Linked DNA regions of Homo sapiens: regions 2, 3, 4 and 5 are each linked to region 1. The links are chromatin contacts, found by Hi-C or POLR2A ChIA-PET in ENCODE. All regions are on one chromosome and are shown on one strand. The core of a region is the stretch at or near the end of the contact, and the rest is flanking DNA. Distances in the headings are between cores, read along the strand shown.

What was found. Hi-C counts contacts between places; a loop is a spot of excess contacts on that map. ChIA-PET counts read pairs that join two places held with the same protein, here RNA polymerase II (POLR2A). Pooled maps may share reads with other maps.
Region 2: a map of CD4-positive, alpha-beta T cell shows a loop between it and region 1 (9-fold over the local background). The contact joins the promoter of NME9 here to the promoter of DIPK2A in region 1. A Hi-C loop is called at or near these places in 2 of 168 maps with a recorded cell type or tissue (CD4-positive, alpha-beta T cell and CD4-positive, alpha-beta memory T cell) and 4 of 50 pooled maps.
Region 3: a map of naive thymus-derived CD4-positive, alpha-beta T cell shows a loop between it and region 1 (11-fold over the local background). The contact joins the promoter of COMMD2 here to the promoter of DIPK2A in region 1. A Hi-C loop is called at or near these places in 1 of 168 maps with a recorded cell type or tissue (naive thymus-derived CD4-positive, alpha-beta T cell) and 7 of 50 pooled maps. POLR2A ChIA-PET finds 5 or more read pairs at or near these places in 1 of 52 experiments (activated T-cell).
Region 4: a pooled map shows a loop between it and region 1 (2.4-fold over the local background). The contact joins the promoter of MRAS here to the promoter of DIPK2A in region 1. A Hi-C loop is called at or near these places in 2 of 168 maps with a recorded cell type or tissue (CD4-positive, alpha-beta T cell and CD4-positive, alpha-beta memory T cell) and 2 of 50 pooled maps.
Region 5: a loop to region 1 is called in a pooled map, with 3 times the contacts of the local background. The contact joins the promoter of WWTR1 here to the promoter of DIPK2A in region 1. A Hi-C loop is called at or near these places in 3 of 50 pooled maps. POLR2A ChIA-PET finds 5 or more read pairs at or near these places in 2 of 52 experiments (OCI-LY7 and activated CD8-positive, alpha-beta memory T cell).

The regions. Positions count from the first base shown.
Region 1 is chr3:143,969,691-143,974,449 of GRCh38, reverse strand. It overlaps DIPK2A (divergent protein kinase domain 2A), which reads right to left and starts at 2,627. Exons shown (of 3, transcript NM_173552.5): 1 at 1,461-2,627. The coding sequence starts at 2,117. RefSeq lists enhancers at 892-1,151, 2,160-2,740, 2,792-2,881, 3,152-3,261, 2,741-3,321 and silencers at 1,302-1,541, 2,032-2,681, 3,012-3,061.
Region 2 is chr3:138,328,580-138,333,290 of GRCh38, reverse strand. NME9 (NME/NM23 family member 9) reads left to right here and starts at 3,440. Exons shown (of 11, transcript NM_001349018.2): 1 at 3,440-3,988. The coding sequence starts at 3,956. LOC124909438 (a long non-coding RNA gene) reads right to left here and starts at 3,358. Exons shown (of 2, transcript XR_007096113.1): 1 at 3,121-3,358.
Region 3 is chr3:149,751,239-149,756,083 of GRCh38, reverse strand. It overlaps COMMD2 (COMM domain containing 2), which reads left to right and starts at 3,595. Exons shown (of 5, transcript NM_016094.4): 1 at 3,595-3,706; 2 at 3,797-3,874; 3 at 4,599-4,681. The coding sequence starts at 3,640. RefSeq lists a silencer at 3,370-3,439.
Region 4 is chr3:138,346,040-138,350,818 of GRCh38, reverse strand. It overlaps MRAS (muscle RAS oncogene homolog), which reads right to left and starts at 2,240. Exons shown (of 6, transcript NM_001085049.3): 1 at 2,052-2,240. RefSeq lists an enhancer at 1,773-2,728.
Region 5 is chr3:149,655,406-149,660,046 of GRCh38, reverse strand. WWTR1 (WW domain containing transcription regulator 1) reads left to right here and starts at 2,022. Exons shown (of 7, transcript NM_015472.6): 1 at 2,022-2,282; 2 at 2,738-3,171. The coding sequence starts at 2,741. It overlaps WWTR1-AS1 (WWTR1 antisense RNA 1), which reads right to left and starts at 1,837. Exons shown (of 3, transcript NR_040250.1): 1 at 1,339-1,837; 2 at 1-669. RefSeq lists enhancers at 1,169-1,378, 1,939-2,008, 1,616-2,195 and a silencer at 1,549-1,708.

The DNA.
Region 1 (4,759 bases), core at 1,378-3,877:
ACTACTGAATAAAGAAAATTTCTTCAAGGAAAGTTTAACCAGTTTTATGCATCCATTCAGTTAGGTGATACAGCAGTATTTAAAACACACTCTGACTTTAAAATTAACCCAATACACATAGCCTCTGATGTCCTAAAATTTACTAAGACCCACACTAAAGTTTCATCTGAAGCCAAATATTTGTGTTACATTATTTGGCTGAACTAATCAAACGAAGCTGGTTTCTTTTAAAGCTAAAATGGGCAGTGTAGAGCTTGAGAAAAGAAAATAATATAAAGAAATCTGCACTTTCCTATTCATGCATTTTAGAAAAATAAAAAAAAAAAAAACCCTGTACCTCCAGCCCTCAGTGACAGCAACCCAGAAAGAATGTGAAGTATACCAAAATTACTTGTGAACTTTTAAGTCATTTTTTTCTCTTGTCATGGAAAGGAGCACGGTAACTTTTCCTGCAGACAGAAGGAGAAACCACAACCCCACAGTTGTAATCACTGTTCAAGGACACCGCACTGAAGCTGGGTGGGAATGTGCAGAAACAAGCAAATACTCCGAAAGTAAACAGTGTTTTTGTTTTTTGTTCTCTTTTTGATGTCACCAGTAAAGATTCCATCCTATTCCCCTAAAAGGCACATTACTTTTCAAAACAGTCAGACGAGAGCAAACAACGCAACTGGCGAAAGGCAAGAATCTCCTTCCCTGATACTCGCCCTGGCCTAATATTTCATCTCCCTTCAACTAGATTACCAGATGAATAGGGCAGGTCACAGGATCAGGATGAAAACGTCTGTCTGGCCTTAAGCCCTCCCAGCCCCAAGTCCAACGCTGCCTTACTTTTCCTGTTTCTGATTCTAATCCCACCCAAAGCTCGGCTCACAGATTAAACCCACCCCGACCACTGTCCCGTTCTCCGACTTCATCCTCCCCAACTTGTCCTCGAATTAGGTGTCCAAATGACTGCCAGGTAAATGAGCGAAAACAAAGACTCTGAGACCGAAGTTAGGCCAGCCACCAGCGCCAGAAAAGGAAGAGCGAACGCGGTGTAGAACACTTCAGAAGAACTAGGAAAGGTCCAAGGGCTCGTGAACAGTCTGCGCCGCGGACCTGCAAGCCCCGGCAGATAAAAGCAGAAAGGCAGGGTAGAGAGCGGAAGGAAACTCGCAGTAGAGACATTTTGGGGAGTGTTAAGAGACGCACTCCCTCTGGCGTTGAAAGATCCACAGTCAAATCCGAAATGCGCCCGAATCTAGGTAACAAGAGCAGACTCTCCATCAGCGGGGTCGCCCTCGGCCTCCCTGCACAGCCCCGGGGCTCCCCCGGAGACGCCCCTTCCCACGCCTGCAGCCTGGCCCAGCCCGGCCGAGTCCGAACTGGCGGCAAGCGCTGGCTGAGCCACTTCTCCCGACTCTGATTCCCACGCGCGGCCCCTCCCAGGACGCCCCCTGCCCTGGCTCCGCGCCTACCTGTAGCACCAGCGGCTCGGGGTTGAAGGCCAGGGTCAGCAGCAGCTGCATGCGCTCCGAGTCCTTGAGGTTGCGAAGCAGGAAGCTGCCCGAGTCCTTGGTCTCCGCGTAGCGGCGCACCAGGCGGTCGAGAAGGCGCTGCGAGGGGCAGTGCACCAGGTCCGACCAGCCCTCCACCGCCTCGGGCGTGAGCAGACGCACGTCGCCGTTGAGGCGCGCGAACTCGGTCCGGGGCATGGCCTGCAGCAGGTCGCAGCGGGGCCGGCCGGTGGCCCGCTTGCAGATGCTCTGGTCGAGCTGCGCCAGCTCGCGCTGCGAGCCGAGGCGCTTGAGCACCACTCGGCGGCGGCCGCCCTCGCGGGGCTCGCCGTACTGCGCGAAGTACACGTTCTTCACGTTGAGGAAGTCCAGCAGGCGCAAGCGGCCCCACGCCTCGAATACCACCTGCCCGTTGAGGAAGCGGCGGCACCAGCTCGTGCCGAAGCACGCCGGGCACTTATTGAGCTGCAGGAAGCGCCGGTCGGTCAGTTCGTTGCGCTGCCAAGAGGCGAGCAGCGACGGCGAGTGCAGCACCATCAGCACCAACAGGCTGCCCAGCGCCGCCAGCTTCAGCGAGCGGGACAGGCGGCCCAGCTTCGGGGGCACCAGGCGCCACATACCGCCCGCCCGCCCGCAACGGGAGGGCGAGGGCACCCCCGGGGCGCCCCCGCCGCGCCAAGACCCGGAGAGCTACCGGCAGGAACCCCGGGCGAGAGAAGGAGCTAGCGCGCGGGCTGGGGCGGAGGGCGGAGTAGGTGTGTGAGAGAGGAAGACGGGGAGCGGGAAGGCGCGGGCCTGAGCGGGCTGCGACTTCTCCCAGTCACTAGTCTCCACAACTCTCGAGCTCCCTCCTCCTAGCTCCCCGCCCTCCGACTCCGGCGGCGCCTCCTCCACGCCAGCCAAGTTATAGAGGAGCGGGAGGGGGAGGGAGCGCGGGGACCCGACGGTCGCGCGCCCGTGCCCGCGCGCACGCGCACTGCTGGCTTCGCACAAGAGCTGCGGCGGCAGCCAGCCACGACAAGTGGGGTCTGCGAGGAAAGGAGGGACTCACGGAAGGGGAAGAGGAGCTAGGATGTCTCACACCCACAAGCAGCAACGCACGTCTCAGAGCCGCACACCCTTGCTTGTGCGCGCTGGCTCTCCTGAGACCAAGAAGGGGAGCCGGGGGCGGGGCCAGAGGGGCGGAGCGAGCGCGTCGCGCGCCGCCCGGAAAGCGTAAGCGGGAGCTCGCGGGAGCGGGTGTGGGGGCGGTTCAGAGAGGGGGAAGCTCGGGCTCTTGAGGTGGGGGCATGAACTCGCGGTTTCTGGTTTCAGAAAGAGTCTTAATTACAGTCATCTTTTATGATTATTGTGGTTTACTGGTGCGTTCCTTTCACTATTGTGGAAACGGCCCTTTAAGGGAGGAGGGAATAAGAAGAAATGAACTGAGGAAGTCTATTGCAAATCCTTCCCTCTGGACGGCGCGCGAGGCGGAGGCAGAGCTGGCGCGATTGCCTCCCCTCGCCTTATATGGGTTGGGTGCGCGCCTGGGGGGTGGGGCGAGGCCGGGGAGTGCCCGACGGGGGCTTGTGTTCCCCTCAGCTCGTGCTCCTCGCGGTAGGGGGTGGGGCCTGTGAGGAAGACGGTGAGAAAGGCTCGAGTAGTGGCGGGTTTGTTGGAGCTTCATCTTTGGGGTTGTATCTGTAAAATCATTTAAAATTTTCTTGAGTGAGCACAAAATAAAGTTCTCAAGCCACCGTGTTAAAGGGAAAATAGGATGAAGGGGAACCGACGCGGCCTGGTGTCGCCAGGACGTCTGCCCCAAGCGCCGCGAAGAAGCCGGGAAGAGTTTGCCAGGCTTGCCTCTGCTGCCCGCCGGCTGCCCTAGCCCGTCCCCGGAGCCCTGCGGTTCCTCTCCGCAAAGCTGATTTCCCGGTGCCGCCCCTGAGGGTCCCTGAGGAGCGGGCCGCGAAGCGTTGCCCTGGCGGTAGCCATGGGGACCCGGGGCTGCTTGGTGCTCCGCACGGTCACGTTGACTCAGTCACCCCAGACTGCAAAAGTAAGGCGCAGATGCCGCACGAAAGCACTGTGTTTAGGGATAAGTTTCAGGGGACCCGGACTGTTTAGCAGTAGCGCTAGTAGATACATTATTATGCTATTCACTTTTAGTGCTAGAGTAGTTAAAATGAGAAGTGATTTTTAGTCTGAGGGACAGGTGGTTCCTGATACGTTATTAAACAACTGAGTCTTAACTGAGTTAATTTTAGGGCTTGAACAGTGCTTTTAGAAGACCATGGTAACTGGCATGTGTAGATCAACTCTACAGCGGGTTAATAAGAAACATCTATACCAGGTTATCAAAAGTAACAATACTTTCAGTATTGTTTAATTGTAACAGGTATTTGTTACAAATTCTTATAAGAACTCAGATTTTGAAAAAAAAACTTTGAGAAATTTAATAAATTCAAAATAGACGTGATTTTGTAACGATTTGCATTGAATACGGACAGACAAATTGAAATAATATTCAAAGCTTTCTAGAAATTGACTTACTGTACTTAAGTTTGGCTACTTCTGCCTAGTGCCTTATGCCGCCTTTGGTGGGAATTTTATTTAACTTGCTTTCAAATATCCCCAAACTCCATATAATATAGAGTTAAAAGCTCAAGTGAGATTTTCTTAGGAAAAGGAGTTTGGTGTGATGGTTCTGGAGACCTGTGCTGTAGTTCAGCTGTGAGGCTGCTGCTGCTGCTGAATTGTAAACAAAGCAAGTTATTACTTAACTACAAATTTCTTCTTTCTGACATCTTTTCTATATGCCTCATAAATTTGTTCGATTAATAGTAGACAATCTATTTAGAATTGGTTTAAAACAATAAAAGTACTACATAAGTTGCCATTAAACTGATTAAGCTGAGAGAACCGGGGCATAGTGAGACTATTTAGGTAACTAGTAACAGGATTAAGGAGGTACCTGTACTGCTTCTTTGTATCGAATAGGTCTTTGGAGTTCTTAAACTATTCTCAGCCTCCAGATGCTTGGAATTGTATAGGCATCATTTGAAACATGGAAATAAAACACGGTTACTAGTCTACACAATTTGAATTTTGAAAAACATTTGCTCTGCATCTAAGTAGTTTACATTTGTTTAAAAGCTCTGATCTTTTCAGTTAAATTTTCTAGATGTTTATCAGGAGAGATAGTTTTCAAGAACTTAATACATTCATCAAAAGGAAAAAAGTCTTAGAACTATACAAGATAAACATATAGTGTTCCAAAG
Region 2 (4,711 bases), core at 2,191-4,690, 5.6 Mb after region 1:
TTGAAACGCATTACCTCTCTCCACAACATTCCTGAAAGGTAGGTCTTATTTCCCTGTTTAAAGATGAGGAAACAAGCCGGGCATGGTGGTGGACACCTGCAGTCCCAGCTGCCTGGGAGGCTGAAGTGGGAGGATTGCTTGAGCCTAGGTGTTCCAGGCACCTCGCAACATAACAAGACCCCATTTCTTTAAAAAAAAAAAAATTTAAAGATGAGGAAACTAAGACTGACTGAATAAGCTGAAGTAGCTTCACCCAAGCTTAGACAGGTAGTAGGTGTATCTGTGATCCAGCCCACATCTGTCTGACCCTAAAGTTCCCAGTTCTACCACTCCCAGCTGCCTTCCTCAGAGCAAGGCACAGGAGGGACCTGCTGTTACTTGTGGAAAAAAGAAGACATTACACCTGGAAGGAGAGAGGAGTTAGGTTAGACGAAGATGTGTATATACATTCTTATCTTCTACGATGAAAAACGGGAAGGCATCCGAGGAAGCACAGCCTGCTTTGGTCTATGATTTCCTCTTAAAGTGAGGAGGGTCATTCTTGTTTTACAGAGTCACATCAGTTCTGAAGCATTTTGATAAAGAAAATGCTCCTAGTGTCCAATTTGGGTCTCAGAAGGGTTTATTTTGAGTAAACCACCACCTTGTGGCAATAAACATGAGTTGCAGGAGGAAGAGTTTGGTTTTTAATCTTTTGAACTCTAAAACACCTCAGTAGCCCTTAAATTTAGTTAGCAGGTTTTGCATTAAAATAAAACAAACAAAAAAGTACATCACTGAGGGAAGGGCTGATTAAAAATAGATACATTTGAAAAAATCTGACTTTTGGATAATAAATAAAAACACTGACCCAGCGGGGAGCAGTGGCTCATGCCTGTAATCCCAGCACTTTGGGAGGCTGAGGCAGGCGGATCATAAGGTCAAGAGATCTAGACCATCCTGGCCAACCAACGGGGTAAAACCCCATCTCTACTAAAAATACAAAAATTAGCTGGGCATAGTGCCACATGCCTGTAGTCCCAGCTACTCGGGAGGCTGAGGCAGGAGAATTGCTTGAACGCGGGAGGCGGAGGTTGCAGTGAGCTGAGATCACGCCACTGCACTCCAGCCCAGGTGACAGAGCAAGACTCTGTCTCAAAAAAAAACCAAAAAAACAAAAACAACAACAACAAAAAAAACCATTCACCTGTGTCACAAAACATGTAAAAGATGGAAGTTTTATTAAAAAGCAGGAGTGGCCCAAGGTGATTCATCTGGGAAAAAACTGATGAGGTTCCATGTTGTCCAAACTGTAATTTTTTTTTTCTTTGAGATGGAGTCTTGTTCTGTCACCCAGGCTGGAGTGCAGTGGCACGATCTTGGCTCACTGCAACCTCCGTCTTCTGGGTTCAAGTGATTCTCCTGCCTCAGCCTCCCAAGTAGCTGGGATTATAGGCATGCACCACCAGGCCCAGTTATTTGATACTTTTTTTTAGTAGAGACAGGGTTTCACCATGTTGGCCAGGCTCCTGCCCTCAAGTGATCCACCTGCCTCGGCCTCCCAGAGTGCTGGGATTACAGGCGTGAGCTACTGCACCCTACCCAAACTGTACACTTTTGAAAGTGAGAGGGGTTGCTATTAATAATTGCATGGGACAACAGGTGAAAAGTGGGGGTGTCCCAGGCAAACTGGGACATGTGGTTTACCTAAATTTGTTTCTGAGGTTTAGCCTGGCAAAGATGTGAGTACATTTTGTAATAGAGACCACATGGTAAGAAATTTAACCCTTTCAGAAAGAATAAATGTCACTATCTTTCCATGTGCTGGCAAGAGGAATTTAGCATCTGATTTGAATTTTATTTTGGAAACTAAATTCTAAGGGAGATTCCACACCATTCAAGAGCTTCAGCAACCACCACCTTGTGGCAATGAACATGATTTGCATCTAGTCAACTCAGTTTGCAATGTGGTGTCTTAAGGACTGCCTGTGGCTCTGCGTAATATTATCATGGAACTGAATATTGCCATGGGACTGAATGCAAGAAAAGAGTAGGTGGATTCGGAGCTGAAGTGGGAGAAGGCAGGATGACAGGTAGGAAGATGTTCGGTCTCCAGTATACCCATCGCCCTGTACTTCACAGAGGGTTGCTGGGTACCTCATGGCCAAACAGGGTATCAGCACTCCCTGGATGGAAATCATTTGGTGTATGCTTCACTTAGGAAGAATTGATATCTTAACAATATTAATTCTTCCTATCCATGAACACGGAATATTTCTTCATTTATTTAAATCTGTGAGATCTCTTTCATCAGCTGTGATTGATTCCTAGTTTAATTCTATTGCAGTCAGAGAACATACTTTGTTCTATCCTTTTAAATTTGTTAAGCTATGTTTTATGGCCTAGATTGTGGTCTATCTCAGTGAATGTCCCATGTGAGCTTGAGAAAGAATCTATATTCCGCTGTTGTTGAACTAAATATTGCATAAATGTCAATTAGATCAATTTGATATTTTTCAGTTCAACTATATCCTTGCTCATTTGCTTCTGCTGGATGTATTAATTACTTTTTAAAAATGGTATGAAAGCATTCTATTATAATACTGAGTTTACCTATTTTTCCTTGCAGTTTTATCTTCTTTTGCCTCACATATTTCGGTGCTCTGTTTTTAAGTACATACATATTAAGTATTGTTATGTCTTCCCAAATAACTGATCCCTTTAACTTTATGTAATGTCCCTGTTTATACCTGATAAATTTCCTTGTTCTGAAGTCTGCTTTTCTTGAAATTAACATACCTACTTCAGCTATTTTTTTAATTAGTGTCAGCCTGGTATAGCTTTCTCTATCCTTTTGCTTTTAATGTATTTTCTTGTGGATAACACACGATTGGGCTTTGTTTGTTTTTGAAATCCATTCTGACAATCTCTTTTTTAATTGGTGTAATCAGATTATTCACATTTAAAGTGGTTATTGATACAGTTGGATTAATATCTACAATGTCTGTAACTGTTTTGTATGTGTCTCACTTGACTTTCATATCTAATTTTGAATTTGTAATTTCATATTCTTTGCCTTAAAGAGAACGCTTGCAGATCCCTCAAAACCTGGAGACACCCCCCACCTTGCACACATTATACCGGTATGTGATGGTAGAAAAGCTGCACATCAGTCTTGGCAGGCAGGGCAGGAGGGATGCAGGGATTCACAGATGCGACTGTGCAACGCACAGATGCACTGGGTCTTTGCTTGGTGGGTTCGAAGCCTCCAGACGCTGACAAACACTGCAGCCAATGAGTGGGTTCCTATGGTCCGATATGGAGGGCAAGGGGCGGGACTCCCTCCTGCCTCTCCCTGGCTGGGTTCAGAGCCTCCGCGGAGAGACTGCGTTGGGCCCAGAGTGGGCGTGGCTTACGTGTCCGCCGGCTTTCCTGGCAGGCCTGGCGGGGGGGCCAGGTTGCCATGACGACCGCGGCTAGGTCGCGGCAGACTCGGTTGGTGACTCCGGGCGCGTCGAAGATCTTGTACCTGTCGTTCGCAGTGGCTCACTTTCCCAGTAATCCATAAGAACAGCAGGGATAACAGGGTCCCATGTCGTTTTTTTGTCAGAATTCCTCGACTGGCGACCCTGTGCCCGACAGGCTGCACCGCGCCCGGCGCACTGACTCCGGCCTCTGCGCGCGCCCCCTGGCCGGCTCCGGGGTGGGGAGGGGGCTTCGCAGATCCCCAGAAAACCGCCCGGCGAGCCACGAGCCCGTGGACTGCAGGCTCCGCTTCCTCGCGGGGTGTTCACTTTGTATCAGTGTGCTGATTTGCCGCCAGTTAGAAGCACCTTAAAAAGGGGCCGGGGGCCGTAGGAGGGGGGCTTGTCTGAAGGAGGCTCTGGGCTTGCTGATCCACGCAGCGGTTTGTCGCGAGGCTGCGGGGGAACGGCCCACGGCCGCGGTAACAGGGCTTCGTCTTCTTTGCAGAGCCATGGGCAGCAGGAAGAAGGAAATTGCCCTGCAGGTAAGCCTCAAGGGGCGCTAGCTTCCAGCTCTGGGTTGGGCTCGGGGAAGAGGAGGGTGATTAGAGCGGGGTTGCAGTATAAAAGTGACATTCTGTTTGCCAGCAGTACGTGACAGTGTTCTCAAACTTGAGTGATGTACCCTTCCGTCTTAAAGGGACAAAACTTATCTTGGAACCCCAGTGATGACAAATTTTACGCAAACAAAATTAATGCAAACAAAACTGAGTAGAAGCTGTTTACATTTATAGTGCTTATACAACCATAAAACCTAAACATGCATTAAATAAAACTATAAACTAAGAAAATACGAATCAACATAACTCGATGTGACCGTTATTTTGTTCTTGTTGAAATACAACTGCAGCTTGCACAGAGAATACAGTATAGGTTCTTTTGACTTTGGGCATGAGTCTGTAACTGTGTGCTCTGTGGAGACCCAGTTTTCCCACCACTGTTCTCATCAAATTTCACTTATTAACAAATATGTTTTGAGATATATTATGTGCTGGACATATGTTATATAGAGTGTCTTACTTCATTTGCATGTGGGACAAGTGAATTCAGAAGCCAGCAGCTGCTCTTCTTCTTGGTCCTGGACAATAGATAGTGGTTGATTCTGAAGTGATGGTAAAAACATGCAGGCATAGACCCTGGAATTAGGAGAGAGTGCTTGGTCATAAGGAGATCAGCTGGATGATCTGCAACATGGGAACATTTTAAAA
Region 3 (4,845 bases), core at 2,346-4,845, 5.8 Mb before region 1:
ACAAACACACACACATGCACGTGCAGACACTCACACACGCATTCACACACATAGATGATTCTACAGGGATGTTGTAAGGCAGCATGTGTATAGGTATTAGTTCACTATAGAGAAAACAAGAGATGATAGTGACTGGCAGGAGGCACAGCAGAAATTCTGGGGTGTTGTAACATTCTATTTCTTGTTCTGGAGTAATAGGTGTGTTTAATTTGAGAAGATTCAACAATGAGTATTTAAAAAATCTGTACCCTTTTCTGTTTGCATTTATAATACATTTTTTTAATGAATTAAAATAATTTTTTAAAATGTCAGGAGCTAATTCATGCATTTGGTGCCAGCTTTAGAGTCATGAGAAGGTGGCTGGTGTGAGTGAGGCTTGTCACCACGTTATTGTCCTCTTGACAGTATAGTGAATTGAGCTGTAATTCCTTGCAGGGGGTGATAATATTTTATGTGTCATTGAAACACAGCTAAGGAAATATCCTGTGCAAGGATTCTGGGCTAGAATACCTAAGAAGGAGAAAATAAATGGGAAAATATAAGAGAAAAGAAAGACGTATGAGCTGGAGGGGGATAGAAAGATGCAGAGAGAATGTGAGGGGATGATTGATATGAAGCCTTGTTCTCTACCAGCATCAATTGAAAAAAATACTGAGTATTTATTATTTGTTCACATTCACCCTGGAAGTAAGATAGCATGAAGTGACATTAAGACTGTATATATTTATAATGTAAATCTAATTGTAGAGCATTAGTATTAACATGCACAGGATATGCTGGGACATTTATTCTCAGCCTGATTCTTTTAAATTAGAGTTAATGTACATTCCCTATGCTTCCTTCTCATTTTGTTCATTCTCCAAGTATTGCTACTCATCACACTGTATGGAAATTACTTCATTATCTTTCTCCCTCACTTTTCTGACACCTCCTAGAGGGCAAGGACATTGTTTTATTCATCTACAAATTGCCAAAGCATAGCATATCTTTGAACCTTTAAGGAATTGCTTAATAAAGTTTGTTAAATTAAATGAATGGCTTTTAAGATGATTATTTGTGAATTTATAGGAGCATAAAATCTGCTCCTATAAAATGTAAATGCTGCTGTTTGCTTAATTCTAATTTATTGTTTCATTTGATCATCAAAATCAATTTTTAATGTGAATTTATTAGTTCATCTGAGCATCATAACAGCCCTGCATGGCACAGAAGGGCAGTATTAAAATGCCAGTTTTACAGACGAAGAGGCTATGGTTATAACATAAAAACAACTTATTAGAAGTCATACAGGTAGTGTCAGAGCCAGATCTGGAATCTAGAGTTTTGAATTTTCACTCAGGTAATTTTTTCTAAACAATTATATCACTTATGGCAACAGAAGTCACTCTATAAATTATCCTGGGGTGTTTTAACTCCCAGGCTGGTTTTTCTTGGATATAACTTGGTTTCTTTCTTTTTTTTTTTTTTGACAGTGTCTGACTCTGTCACCCAGGCTGGAGTGCAGTGACTCAAATCTTGCTCACTGCAACCTCTGCCTCGCAGGTTCAAGCAATTTTCATGCCTTGGGCTACCAAGTAGCTGGGACCACAGGTACATGCCACCAAGCTTTGCTAATTTTTGTATTTTTAGTAGAGATGGGGTTTTACCATGTTGGTCAGGCTAGACTTGAATTTCTGGCCTCAAGTGATCCTCCCGCCTTGGCCTTCCAAAGTGCTGGGTTTACAGGCATCAGCCACCATACCTGGCCTAACTTGGTTCCTTGACCACCTTTTTTAGACAGCCTATTGTGCTACTCCCTAGTCTCACCTTCACCTCGCCTGTCCTCACTTCATTCCCTGAGATTACAGACAAGAAAGGCCATTTCATATTGGCATAATATTGTGTCTATTTGCAAATTCATTTCAGCATTCCTACTCCCTATATATGTACAGTTCTTGAATACCTCTTTTGAATCAGTTGAAACTGGTTTTTACTGTAATCTCTCATTAATTACAGAATGCTGTAATTCTCTCATTAATTAACTAGTTCAATACATTTTTTGACATGTGTTCATTGTACACTTGTAGAAGAATCATGATTTTACCTTTTCTGAAAATTATTCTTTAATAATGGATGTTTTCTCAATAATGTGTGAATAAAGGCAACTTCAGGAAATGATGCAATTTTTGCTAATCTGCAATTCACAGTCTAAGTAAAAGTTGTGTTCTCTCTGCAAATGCTACTTCAAGAACTAACTAATAAGTTCAAGGACCTGTCTTTCTGTGTCCCAGTGGAAGAAACAATTTCAGTCAGATGTGAAGGACAAAGTAGACACAGAGAAGTGAATTGAAAAACTCTTCCAATTTTTAGTCTGCCTGGGAGACTCAGAATATAGAGTTGTCTCAAGCCTTAGATAGAAAAGACAGATATGAAGAGTCTTCTTCCCTTCCCCTCTCTTCCTCCACACCCTCCATTTTCAAGGGGTTAAGATTTGAAGAATCATATTCCTATCAATTAGCAACTTTATCATCTCTGATATTTGAACCACAGCAGGTGAGAAGAGAGTTGGAAAAGGAACTAAATTATCACAGGCGCTAAATACTTTTTAAAAGGCATTGCTCTGGGCCAGGTGTGGTGGTTCATGCTTGTAATCCCAGCACTTTGGGAGGCCAAGTTGGCTGGATGACTTGAGGTCAGGAGTTCAAGACCAGCCTGGCCAACATGGTGAAAACCCGTCTCTACTAAAAATACAAACATTAGCCAGGCATGGTGGTGGGCGCTTGTAATACCAGCTACTCGGGAGGCTGAGGCAGGAGAATCGCTTGAACCCGGGAGGCAGAGGTTGCAGTGAGCCGGGCGACAGAGCGAGACTCCATGTAAAAAACAAAACAAAACAAAACAAACAAACAAAAACATTGCTCTGAATCCTGTAAGCATCGGTCATTGTCATCATTATCTTTATCCTAATTTATAATCACTCATAAAACTTGTCAGAAGCTTTCAGCTTTCAGGCTGTTATGTAGAAGGATGGGCTTTGCAGCAGGTAAGTGAGGGATCCAACCCTCTCCATCTAACTCTGTCACAGGCTTTGTCACATAATCTCTGGAGCTTTGTGTCTTATCTGTAAAAACAAAGCCATGTTTGTTGAGGATATTAACTGAGATACATTTAAGATAACATAGAAGCTCTGGAAACTATTAGCTTTATAAAAGTGTCAGTTGCTGGACTTGTCTATCAGTTTCCTTATCTCTAATGGAAATTATAATGGAACCTACCTCATAGGGTTCTTCTGAACTCCAAATGTATTTAATAAATGTAAGAACACTTCCTGACACGGTTAGTGCTTAACAAATGTGAACTATTGATATTATTAATGTATGCTCCACGAGGGGGCGTGTCGGATTTGAAACACCTTTTCATCTCCCATAGAGCCTAGCACCTTGCACCCAGCAGGCGCTCACTGCATCTTTGCGGGATGATTTCAATGTTCTGACCTCAGCCTGCGCTGCAGGGAACGTCCGAGTGTAACGCGTTAGTTCGTAGGCCGGAACCCAAAGCTCCGGACGCTGCGACGCCGGAGCCTCTAGGCGCCGGGACACGGGCGCCGGAAGTGGCGAAGGCGGGGTCGGCGCTGCCGGGTGAAATCGTAGGACAGTGAAGATGCTGCTGGAATTGTCCGAGGAGCATAAGGAACACCTGGCCTTCCTGCCTCAAGTGGACAGCGCGGGTCAGCGGGCGTGGGGGCGGTGTTCTGTGGGCTGGGGAGGAGGTCAAAGGCAGCGCCTGGCACTCAACAGCCTTCTGACTTTCATTGCAGTGGTCGCCGAGTTTGGGCGGATTGCTGTGGAATTCCTGAGACGCGGCGCAAACCCAAAAATCTACGAAGGCGCCGCCAGTAAGAAGGGAAAGGGGAAGGCTCCGCAGGCTTCTAGGGCGGTTGCGAGCCATTCCCTGTCTCCCGGGAGAGAAACGGATTATTGCGAGTCCTAGGGTCTTGTTCCGATTGTAGTAGAATAAAACCAGCAGAGCTCTTCAGTCAGGGTGCAAATCCTGCCCGTCCCTTAAGTAGCTGTGAGATTGTTAAAGCTTCTATTAAATCAGTTTTCTCATGGTAAAATGTACATAATACCACCTTACTTTCAGAAATACTGAAAAGTGTTTTGTATAAATATACCAAAGTCTGTGGAATAGCTGGGTCAACTGTAAATTGCAAGTATTTGGTTATCATTATTAGTTGTTCAGATATCCGCTTTTGCTAAAAAAAAAAAAAAAAGTGTTGTTTTACCCCTGGGTAAGAGGCAGTCTCTGGGATTAAGTCAATCCCTGTCGAGTTCCTCTTCTGCCAGACTTGAAGGAGCTACGTATTCAAGAGAAGGGCTACGCACCTGATACTAGTCTCCACAGTTCTGCATTTTGTTAAGGTTACTTGGTGGGAAATACCAAAGGCATTTGGCTGGGAGTGGAATGACAAGGAGCAGGAGCCTCTGGCCAACTTACTGTTTTTCATGCAGTGTTTGAAAACATGTAATAATGAATAGTGTTTATTTTTAAATACAAATATGAACAAGATAAATACTACAGTAGTAATTTATTTGCTCGTTTTTACTTTTCTTTCTCAGGAAAACTCAATGTGAGTAGTGACACTGTCCAGCATGGTGTGGAAGGATTAACGTATCTCCTCACTGAGAGCTCAAAGCTCATGGTAAGGGATTTTCTGGACTGTTTTGTGTTGGCTGGATTCTTAAGAACGGTCTGGTGTACTCTACATCATAGTCCTGGCAGGTACCTGTGTGTTTTAATAATGTTGTTAATGGTTTATAATTGATTTTTTGAAGACATACCTAAAAAATAAAAATCATATCATCT
Region 4 (4,779 bases), core at 991-3,490, 5.6 Mb after region 1:
GGTGCATGCCACCAGGCCCAGCTAATTTTTGTAGAGACGGAGTTTCACCATGTTGCCCTGGCTGGACTTGTCACTTTATAAGTAGCTCAGACGAACTGAGTATGAAATACCAGTGGCTAGAGCTAATAATAACATAAAAGTTAAACCTGTCATAAAGTGTCTTATGTAGGTGAAAACAGAGGTGGAAATTAGCAACTGTCTTATGGAGGAGCGAAGCTGACAACGCTGGAGACAATCGCTTGCTTCACCAAAGGGCCTTGACTACCGCCTACCCCAGTCCCGCCCCCAGCTTTAGGAAATGCCGAGGTCACATCTAGGGGGTCAGTTTCCACCAGAGCACGAGGCTTGCCCAACACCTCCCTCCCCAGAGGCTGGCAGACCTCAAAAACCCCAGAGCATGAAAGCCCCATGCCTCCCACCCCGGCAGAAAAAGGACAAACTACACCATAAACTACAGAGAGAAGCTAACTGGCTGCTGGGCAGTGTGAACAGACCTAAGGGTGAAAACCATTGCCCGAAACATTTTCAGCCCCACTCAGCAGGGACATGTGATTTACAGGAAATTAGGAGGTTTACAAAATGTTAGCAGCTCAAGTTTCTTCCCCGGGAAAAGAAGCAGGAGAAGCTCTAAGAACCGTATCCGAGAAAGTGCTTTGTTCACTGCTAAGCTTCTGACACGAGTCAGTTATTAATACCCACAGCTCACTGCCTCACACTTCAACCCACCAGTGAATGTCTATAGTGAATAATTATAAAACAATATATTACAAAACTCTAACACAGGCTGCACCAGAGCCTTCCGAAGCCCAGGACAGCCACGTGGCCAAAAGCATGGACTTCAGATATGATCTTGGGCAAGCTGTTGGCTCTTTTTCACCCCAGTTCCTCCATCCTTTACAATAAACAAAATCCTTCTGGAGGTGTCTTGTCAAGAGGTGTCTTGTCAAATGATGAGCAAATCCACTTCAAGTGCCTGGTCTTTGGAAGCCCTGTTGGTTGCTGTTATTACAGTGGAGTTTCAGAGCTCTTAAAGTCATATCTCCATCTTACTTCTGCTGCCAGACAAACCTCTGGAGGCCACGATTCCGAGCCTTGTCAGCCACCCTCTCTGGTCAGGTCCAGGACAGAGTGAGTCCTAGAGGAGCAAGGCCAGGGAGGTTCCACACCATCAGGGGCCATTGGGGAGTAGGGGCAATGGCAGAGCTCTATGATCAAGGCCCCAGTGGCCTTGATGGACTCTGTCCACCTCTCCAGACTCCACTTTGCCCCAGGCCAGAACAGACCTCAGCTCTAGCCAGAGTCTAACTGGGTGTCCAGTGTATACGCTGCGGCCAGCCAGACATTAACTCCTCTAGGCGGCCTTCTCTCACCTCCCACTCTGCAGTAGGGACCCCTAGGGGCTCCCACAACCCCTGGGCTTACCGAATCTCAGCACTTACCACACTGGCTTGTCACTTTGTGCTCTTGTCTTCCCCGCAGGGCAGGACTGGCACCGTGTCTGATGCCTCAGCCAGATCAGTTCAATGCATGAGCCCAGGCCCTAGTTGTGACCACAGCTCCAGCTCCCCAAACCTCCGGGGGCAGTGAAGGGTTGTTTATGAAGCAGGCTGCGTTTTATTATTCAGATGAATTTGTCAACTCCCTGGCGGATCCCTCCCCTCGTTAACGCCATCTTAAGGCGGGGGGGTAAAGAGTCCCCCACCCACCCACCCATCCCCCGCCGCCCCGTCCTGCCGCCCATCTATCCACCGGGTTCTCGCCCAGGCAGCCAAGGAACTGTAATTACCATGAAAGGGTCTCTCTGAGCGGCGCGCAGGCCCTCCCCACTGGGGTCTTGGTCGTGGCCGATTTCACGAACGCACACCGTTACGCGGGAGCCCGCGATGGGGGCAAAACGCCACGCACAGCCGGTCCCAGGGCGCACCCCGCAAGCGGAGAGCGCGGCCGAGCCCGGAGGGCGGCCACACCTCCCGCCCCGGAACAAAGCGACGGCCGGGGCGAGAGGCGGCGCGGCCGGGCCCCCTCCCCTCCAAGGCCGCCCGACCACTCACCGCGCGCTCCAGCCCCGGCTCGGCTACGGCACTCAGGCCGCCCCCTCCTAGCCTGCGCCGGTGAGGAGGCAGCGTCGCGCCCGCCGGGCCCCGCGGCCGCCGGACTGACGGCTCCCCGCCAGCCGGCCACTCCGGTCCGTCCCCGCCCCGGCGCCTCCTTAAAGCGACCGCGCCGCCAGCGTGCGCCCCGAGCGCCTAGCGCGCCGCGCATTCCTTATATTGCCACAGCGCCTGCTAAAAATAGAGCGCCGCTGCGGGCGCGCCAGTGGGGAGCCCGGGCCGGGTGCCTCGACCCTGTCGCCCCCGCGTGCACCCCGGCCCCCAGGACGCGCGCCTACGAAGTCCAGCCCACCCGCGCCGAGTCCCCTGGGCCCGGCAGGGCGCGCTAGAGCGCCAGGGGCTGGGGTCGGCGCCGCAGCCTCTCCCGCGGCCCAGCACTTACCCGGGTCAGATCCGTGGTGCCGGGGAGCTGGCTTTAAGGTGGACGCCGAGTGGGAATTCGACTCGGCCTCTTTAAGAGCCTCTGCGCTCCAACCTTTAAATCTCCGCTCCGGCCGGGCCAACTTCTGAGCCTAGGGACGCCTCCCCAGTCCTAGGCGAACCTCCGCCGCCACCTTAGCTGCATTCCCTTCGAATCCTGAGACGTCTTTCTTCCAGATCATGCCCCAGCGTCTCTCCCCGCAGGCCTTCTGGGTGCACCGTTCCAGGGCCCAAACTTCGTTGGGATGGATGCGACGGGGACAGGCGACACTCGCGCACCATTTCATTGTTTCAGTTCCGCTAACTCCTCTCCAGCGGCGTCATTTTCCCCCCGTTAAAAAAATAAAGATATAATTCAACACCATAAAATTCCACCTTTTGAAGTGTACAATTCAAGCCGGGCGCGGTGGCTCACGCCTGTAATCCTAACACTTTGGGAGGCCGAGGCGGGTGAATCGCCTGAGGTCAGGAGTTCAAGACCAGCCTAGGCAACATGGTGAAACCCCGTCTCTACTAAAAATACAAAAGTCAACCCGGCATGGCGGCACGTGCCTGTGATCTCATCTACTCGGGAGGCTGAGGCAGGAGAATCACGTGAACCCGGGAGGCAGAGGTTGTAGTGAGCCGAGATTGCGCTACTGCACTCTAGCCTGGGCAACAGAGTGAGACGCTGTCTCAAAAAAAAAAAAGTGTACGATTCAGTGGTGTTTAGCATATTCACAAAGTTTTGCAACCATCACCATGAGCTAATTCCAGAACATTTTCACCACTTCCCACTCCCCTCCCCTGCCCCTCACAAAAAGAACTACCCGTTAGCAGTCACTCCTCATTCACCCCTTTCCTCCGCCTCTGGGAACCACTAATCTACTTTCAATCTCTATGGATTTCCCTATTCAGGACATTTTCTATAAACGGAATCATACAACATGTGGCCTTTTGTGACTATGACTAGCTTCTTTCAGTAACCAATGTTTAATGATCTATTCATGTTGTAACATGTAGCAGTACTTCATTCCTTTTCATGACTGAGTAATATTTCACTGTATGTCTATACGTTTTGTTTATCCCTGCATCACTTGATGGATATTTAGTTTTCTGCTTTGGGGCTACTGTGAATAAAGCTGCTATGAATATTCATGTACAAGTCTTTGTATGAACATATGCTTTTCTTTCTCTTGGGTATATACCTAAGAGTGGAATTCCTGGATCATATGTTAACTCCATGTTTAACTTTTGGGGGAACTGCCAAACTGTTTTCCAAAGCAGCTGCACCATTTTACATTCCCACCAACAACATATGAGGGTTCCAATATCTCCACATCTTTGCAAACACTTGTAATTGTGTGTCTTTTTTTATTCTAGTCATCCTATTGGGGGCGAAATGGCATTTCATTGTGGTTTTGATTGTCAGCATCATTTCTGAGGACATTCTTTTTCTGGGTGGACCTCAATGACTTAGAACCAGCTTTACATGTCCAGGGAACCCACTCCCTTCTCAGGTTTGCCCCAGGCCTAAGGGAGCCTCACAGTGCTGCTGGCTCTGCCTGCCATGCTGAGGCTCTTAATCCCATGCAGGCTTCCTTTGGCATCCCAGCCACCCATGCAGCCATTTGGTGGGAGCTGCTGTGCACCCCCTGTGCCTCCACTCCCACCTGCTGCTCCAAAGACCCTGTAGACCCCAAGTGTCCCCCAGGAAGGGGACAGCAGGTTGGGTGCCATCAAGAGTATCTCTCCTTGGCAGTAGGGAGTAAAAGACCTGGTTGGGGAGAAGGCTTGAGGGACAGTAGTTTACCTCGACTGTCTAGGTTTGCCCTGGAACCTGACTCCCTCAACCCCCTCTATTTACCACAGAACTTGGGAAGGCGGGCAGGGATCTGTACATCCTGGTGGCCTGTCAGCCCCTCGTGGGCTCCCCATGTAAGAGATGTCCTCTCTTGGGCCCTGACTGGCACAAGACCCTGACCATGCCCTCAGCTTGAGCTGAGCCAACATCTATGCAAGAGTCAAAGAGATGTCTTTATACTGCTTTTATACACATATCTGTAATAATACCTCTTCTCAGAAATGGAACTTAAACAGCTAATAGTCATACCCAGGTACCTGGGATTCTCCTTTTTTTTTTTTTTTTTTTTTTTTTTTTTTGAGACAGAGTCTCGCTCTGTCACCCAGGCTATAATGCAGTCGCATGATCATAGCATCATAGCTCACTGCAGCCTCGACCTCCCGGACTCAAGACATCTTCTTACCT
Region 5 (4,641 bases), core at 773-3,272, 5.7 Mb before region 1:
CTCGGGAGGCTGAGGCAGGATAATTGCTTGAACCAGGGAGGCAGAGGTTGCAGTGAGCCGCGATCATGCCACTGCACTCCATCCTGGGCAATAGAGTGAGACTCCATCTCAAAAAAAAAAAAAAAAGGATGATACGTGTATGCCTGCCTTAGTCTAAGATGGCCCTAATTTCTTCCAGTCTATGAGGAGTCTGGAATTGGAGCCACCTCCAAGTACAGATAACAGGGGAAGTGGCTCACTTTGGTGGTTCTGTTTTGGATATGGATGCAGCCATTCAGGGAGTGGCCCCAAAATTCTACCTTTTCCGAGGCAAAACTATGAGTGGCCTTGTCTTTTCCTTAAACTTTTCTCCTCCAAGGCAGCTCCAGATTTTAACTTCGACTTTATTTTACCCTGTAAAAATATTAAGGCAGGCTGGGCGCGGTGGCTCATGCCTGTAATCCCAGCACTTTGGGAGCCTGAGGCGGGCGGATCACCTGAAGTCAGGATTTGAGACCAGCCTGGCCAACATGGTGAAACCCCATTTTTGCTTTTAAAAAATACAAAAATTAGCTGGGCGTGGTGGCAGGCGTCTTAATCCTAGCTACTTGGGAGGCAGAGGCAGGAGAATCGTTTGAACCCGGGAGGCGGAGGTTGCAGTGAGCTGAGATGGAGCTATTGCACTCAAGCCTGGGGGACAAGAGGGAGACGTCACTCAAAAAAAAAAAAAAAAAAATTAAGGCACAATACGTGAACTTGAAGAACATACAGTTCTCTTTTATTTAACAAACACTTACGTAACCAGCCCGGTGCTGTGCGAAGTGCTTTACATTGTCTCGTTTGATTTACTTAATAAACTCCTATTTGAATCAAATGGGGTGGAGTAGGGGCTTCCTGGAATTTGGCTTACCTCGCCATCTCCCCCCACCCTTTCCCCTCAGTGGAGAGGCAACCAGAGAGAAAAGAAATTGAGCTGCTCTGAAGGGCAAGGCCTCCTCCTACTTCCCGCAGCTGTTTCGCCAGACTTGACCTTCTTCCCTTAGCTAGAGGCAGGGGGTCTCCATCCCTCGCCCAGATCTAGTTGGTGGGAAGGTGGGTGGCTTTTTTCGGGTCACTGGCGCACCCTCTCTACTTCCAGCCACCTGCTCGGGTTCCATCCCGGCTCCAGGCTCCCCGGAGGGCGGCAGGGACATTCCAATCCTCCCACAACCCTCACGGATGTTGCGGGGGAGGGGGGTGCAATTGCTCTTCTCTTCCAACACCCAGCTTTTTCTTCTCAATCTCTAGTGGCCTGAGTCACCCCCGTAGAGGAAATTAAGGATTGATGAATGGTTTGAAAGTTGTTTGTTTACAACCCACCCGTTGGCGAAGCCGCATCTCCAGTGACAGAGGCACTTTCTGGGCACCGTCTGTGCTCTAGCAGACAATTGAGAGCCAGGCAGCCAAGATGCCTCCTCGCCAGACCAAATATGGTCACAAGAGCTAAGCAGCCTCTCGTGGAAAAGCTGGCCTTGTTGGTGTCTCCCCGCGCCGGGGCGCACCCGGGCCGGCCTTCGGGCAGAATCGCGGGTCAGTGCGGCGCTCCGGGTGCTGCAGGCCTCGGCGCCTGGCTGCAGGGGAGGGCGCGGTGTCCAGGACCGGCCCTTCCTAGGCCTGAGCCCCTCATCCGCGTGCCCTCCGCCACCCCCGGCCTTGGTTTCGGTCCACAACCCCTTGATGAAACAGGCTCAGGCCACTTTCCCTTTGATCCCGCCCCAAGTCCGTGGTAAACTCAAAGGAATGCAGATGCAGGTCTGAGCGGGAGAGGTCCGCGCGGCCGGGAGGAGTGGGTGGGGGGCACCCGTCTCCTCTTACCCAGTAAAGTACCCATCACGCCCAGGGTTTTCTGGAGCCGAGGTGGGAGGAGGAGGAGGAGGAAGAGGAGGGGCGAGCGGGGGCTGGCCGGCTAGGGACTAGGAGGTCATACATAATTCAACAGCTCAACTTTCGGGCCCGCCTCTTTCCTGGGGGTGGGAGTTTGCTCCAAACTTTGTTTATGGGACAGTCCGGGAGCTGCTGCGGCCGCGCTGTCTGCTTCTCCTGCGCCTCCTTTTCGCCCAGCACTAGCGCCTTAGGCCAGCTCGGGGGATGTGAGAGCCGAAGCCCTTAGACTGCCAGGCACAGAGTCGGGTCGGGATTTGTCAGCCAAGCCTCGGCTCCAGCTCCGCAATCTCGGGACTCACCCGAGCGACCCAGGCCCGACGGCAAGTTCGGGCGGGACGGCGGCCGCCGCGCGCTCAGGCTCAGCTTCGCTGCCCGCCCAGGTAGTGCCCGCTGGAGCTCGCGCGCTCATCCGGCACCACTCCAGGGCTCCAGGCTCCTCGGGCTTCCGGAGTCGAGACGTGGTGGAGTTGGCTCGGGCTGAACTTCTTTCGGGGGGCTGCCTGTCCTGGAATCGTGCGACCTTTCCTTTGCCATCCTGCGGTTCAGCAAGCCCCGAGTGCAGTTATTCCCTCCACCCCTCGCCCTATCTTCTCCTCCTCCAGGCAACTTCTTTGCTTCAAGAAAGTTGCATAATTCTCGAGGCCAGGAGGGACCCCTCCCCCATCCTGCTGGTCTTACCGCTGAGTGTCTGGGATCTCCAGGCGGGCAATTATCTGTCTCCTCGTTTCCTTTTCCCTCTATTCTTTCTCCCACCATCTCGCCCTCTCACCCTGTAACCCTCTTACCCACTTCCTCCGACTTTAAATAAAAGGCTGATCTGACCTTCTTTTTGCAGAAGATGAATCCGGCCTCGGCGCCCCCTCCGCTCCCGCCGCCTGGGCAGCAAGTGATCCACGTCACGCAGGACCTAGACACAGACCTCGAAGCCCTCTTCAACTCTGTCATGAATCCGAAGCCTAGCTCGTGGCGGAAGAAGATCCTGCCGGAGTCTTTCTTTAAGGAGCCTGATTCGGGCTCGCACTCGCGCCAGTCCAGCACCGACTCGTCGGGCGGCCACCCGGGGCCTCGACTGGCTGGGGGTGCCCAGCATGTCCGCTCGCACTCGTCGCCCGCGTCCCTGCAGCTGGGCACCGGCGCGGGTGCTGCGGGTAGCCCCGCGCAGCAGCACGCGCACCTCCGCCAGCAGTCCTACGACGTGACCGACGAGCTGCCACTGCCCCCGGGCTGGGAGATGACCTTCACGGCCACTGGCCAGAGGTACTTCCTCAAGTAAGTCAGCCTGGAGCCGAAGAAGGCACCAAGTCACAGTGCCCAACGCGCGCGTGTGTTCGTGTGTGTGTGTGTGTGTGTGTGAGAGAGAGAGAGAGAGAGAGAGAGAGAAAGAGAGAGATGGTGCGTGTCCTTCCACGGTTATTTCACAGATATGGAGAGCTGGAAGCAGGGAGTGAGTCTCTGAGTGTTGGAATTGTAAGGGATCAGAAGCAGGGATCAGAAGCAGTGGTGAAGTTCATCCACCATAAAACACACAGGTGACTTTGCCTTGAATCTGCAGGACTGAAGCCAACTCTTGGGCACAGACCCTTAGTCCCTTCCTTGGCCACTCTAAGTCAGATAGTCCAGAGCCAGGCCCTTTGGGATGTGACACCGAGATAAATCAGAGAAAAGCTGTGAAGCTTGGGGAACAGAGGGACTTTTGGTGAAGTAGGTGGTCTGCAGTTTCTATCTTCTTGGGAAAAGCAAGCTGGAAAAGTGAACAGTGGTTGGTAGGCCATAGTGCTCCCAGCTGGGTGACATAATGACCACACAGCACAGTGATGTTATTAGCAACTGTGTGGTGGAGTAGTTGTGGGCTGGACAAATCAATCGTGTGGAAATTGTTAGGAGTTTTATTACATTAAACTTGTTAACCTAAAATACCATCAAATCACAAGCCTGCTTTGTCACTCTTCTTCCTTTCACATTGTTCCAGCTTTTTGATGTCATGAATTTTACATTAGTTGAAATTTTCAAATTACACCCCACAGGAAAATATATTCTCAAACACTAGAGGAGGTTGTTTCAATTGTGGTACCCTAAGATAACTACATTCCTCAGGAGAAACCAGGCTGGAACTTGAAATGTTCCATTGAGGTCATAGGGTCAGGCTATCAAAGATGGAGGTTGTGCCAGCCTAACCACTTGTTTCAGGATTGCCTGCACTGCCAGTGAGGGAAACTCCTCTCCTAAGAACTTGACTTAGACTTCATTTTAAAGCCCATATTTCTTTAGTAGAGTAGCCTTAGTGCAAAAGTGAAGACACTATGTACAATTTTAAAAGTTTAATCAAGCCTTTCTTTGGCACTAATATTTGATGCTCTGATTGCTATGAGAGAGCCCTAAGAATGAATACACAGTGATGGATGAAGTTTACTATAGTGAGCCCATTGATTCATACCAGTGACCAATTCTTATTACTTCCCCATCTCAAGGCTGTTGATATCTTGTCCAAGGAGTTCTTTTGTTGTTTCTGAGATTGGTGTAATGCTGAGATTCTGAAACAGACTTGATGGTCATTTATGCCACAGCTGGTCTTCTCTGGGTTATTGAGTGATAGTTTGGACATGTGCTCAGTCCTTTGACTTCTAAGTAGCTGGTGGAGTCAAGAATATGATGTAATAACATGACTTTTGTTGTTGTTGTTTGTTGTTTGTTTTTGTTTTTGAGACAAAGTCTCACTCTGTCGCCCACGCTGGAGTGCAG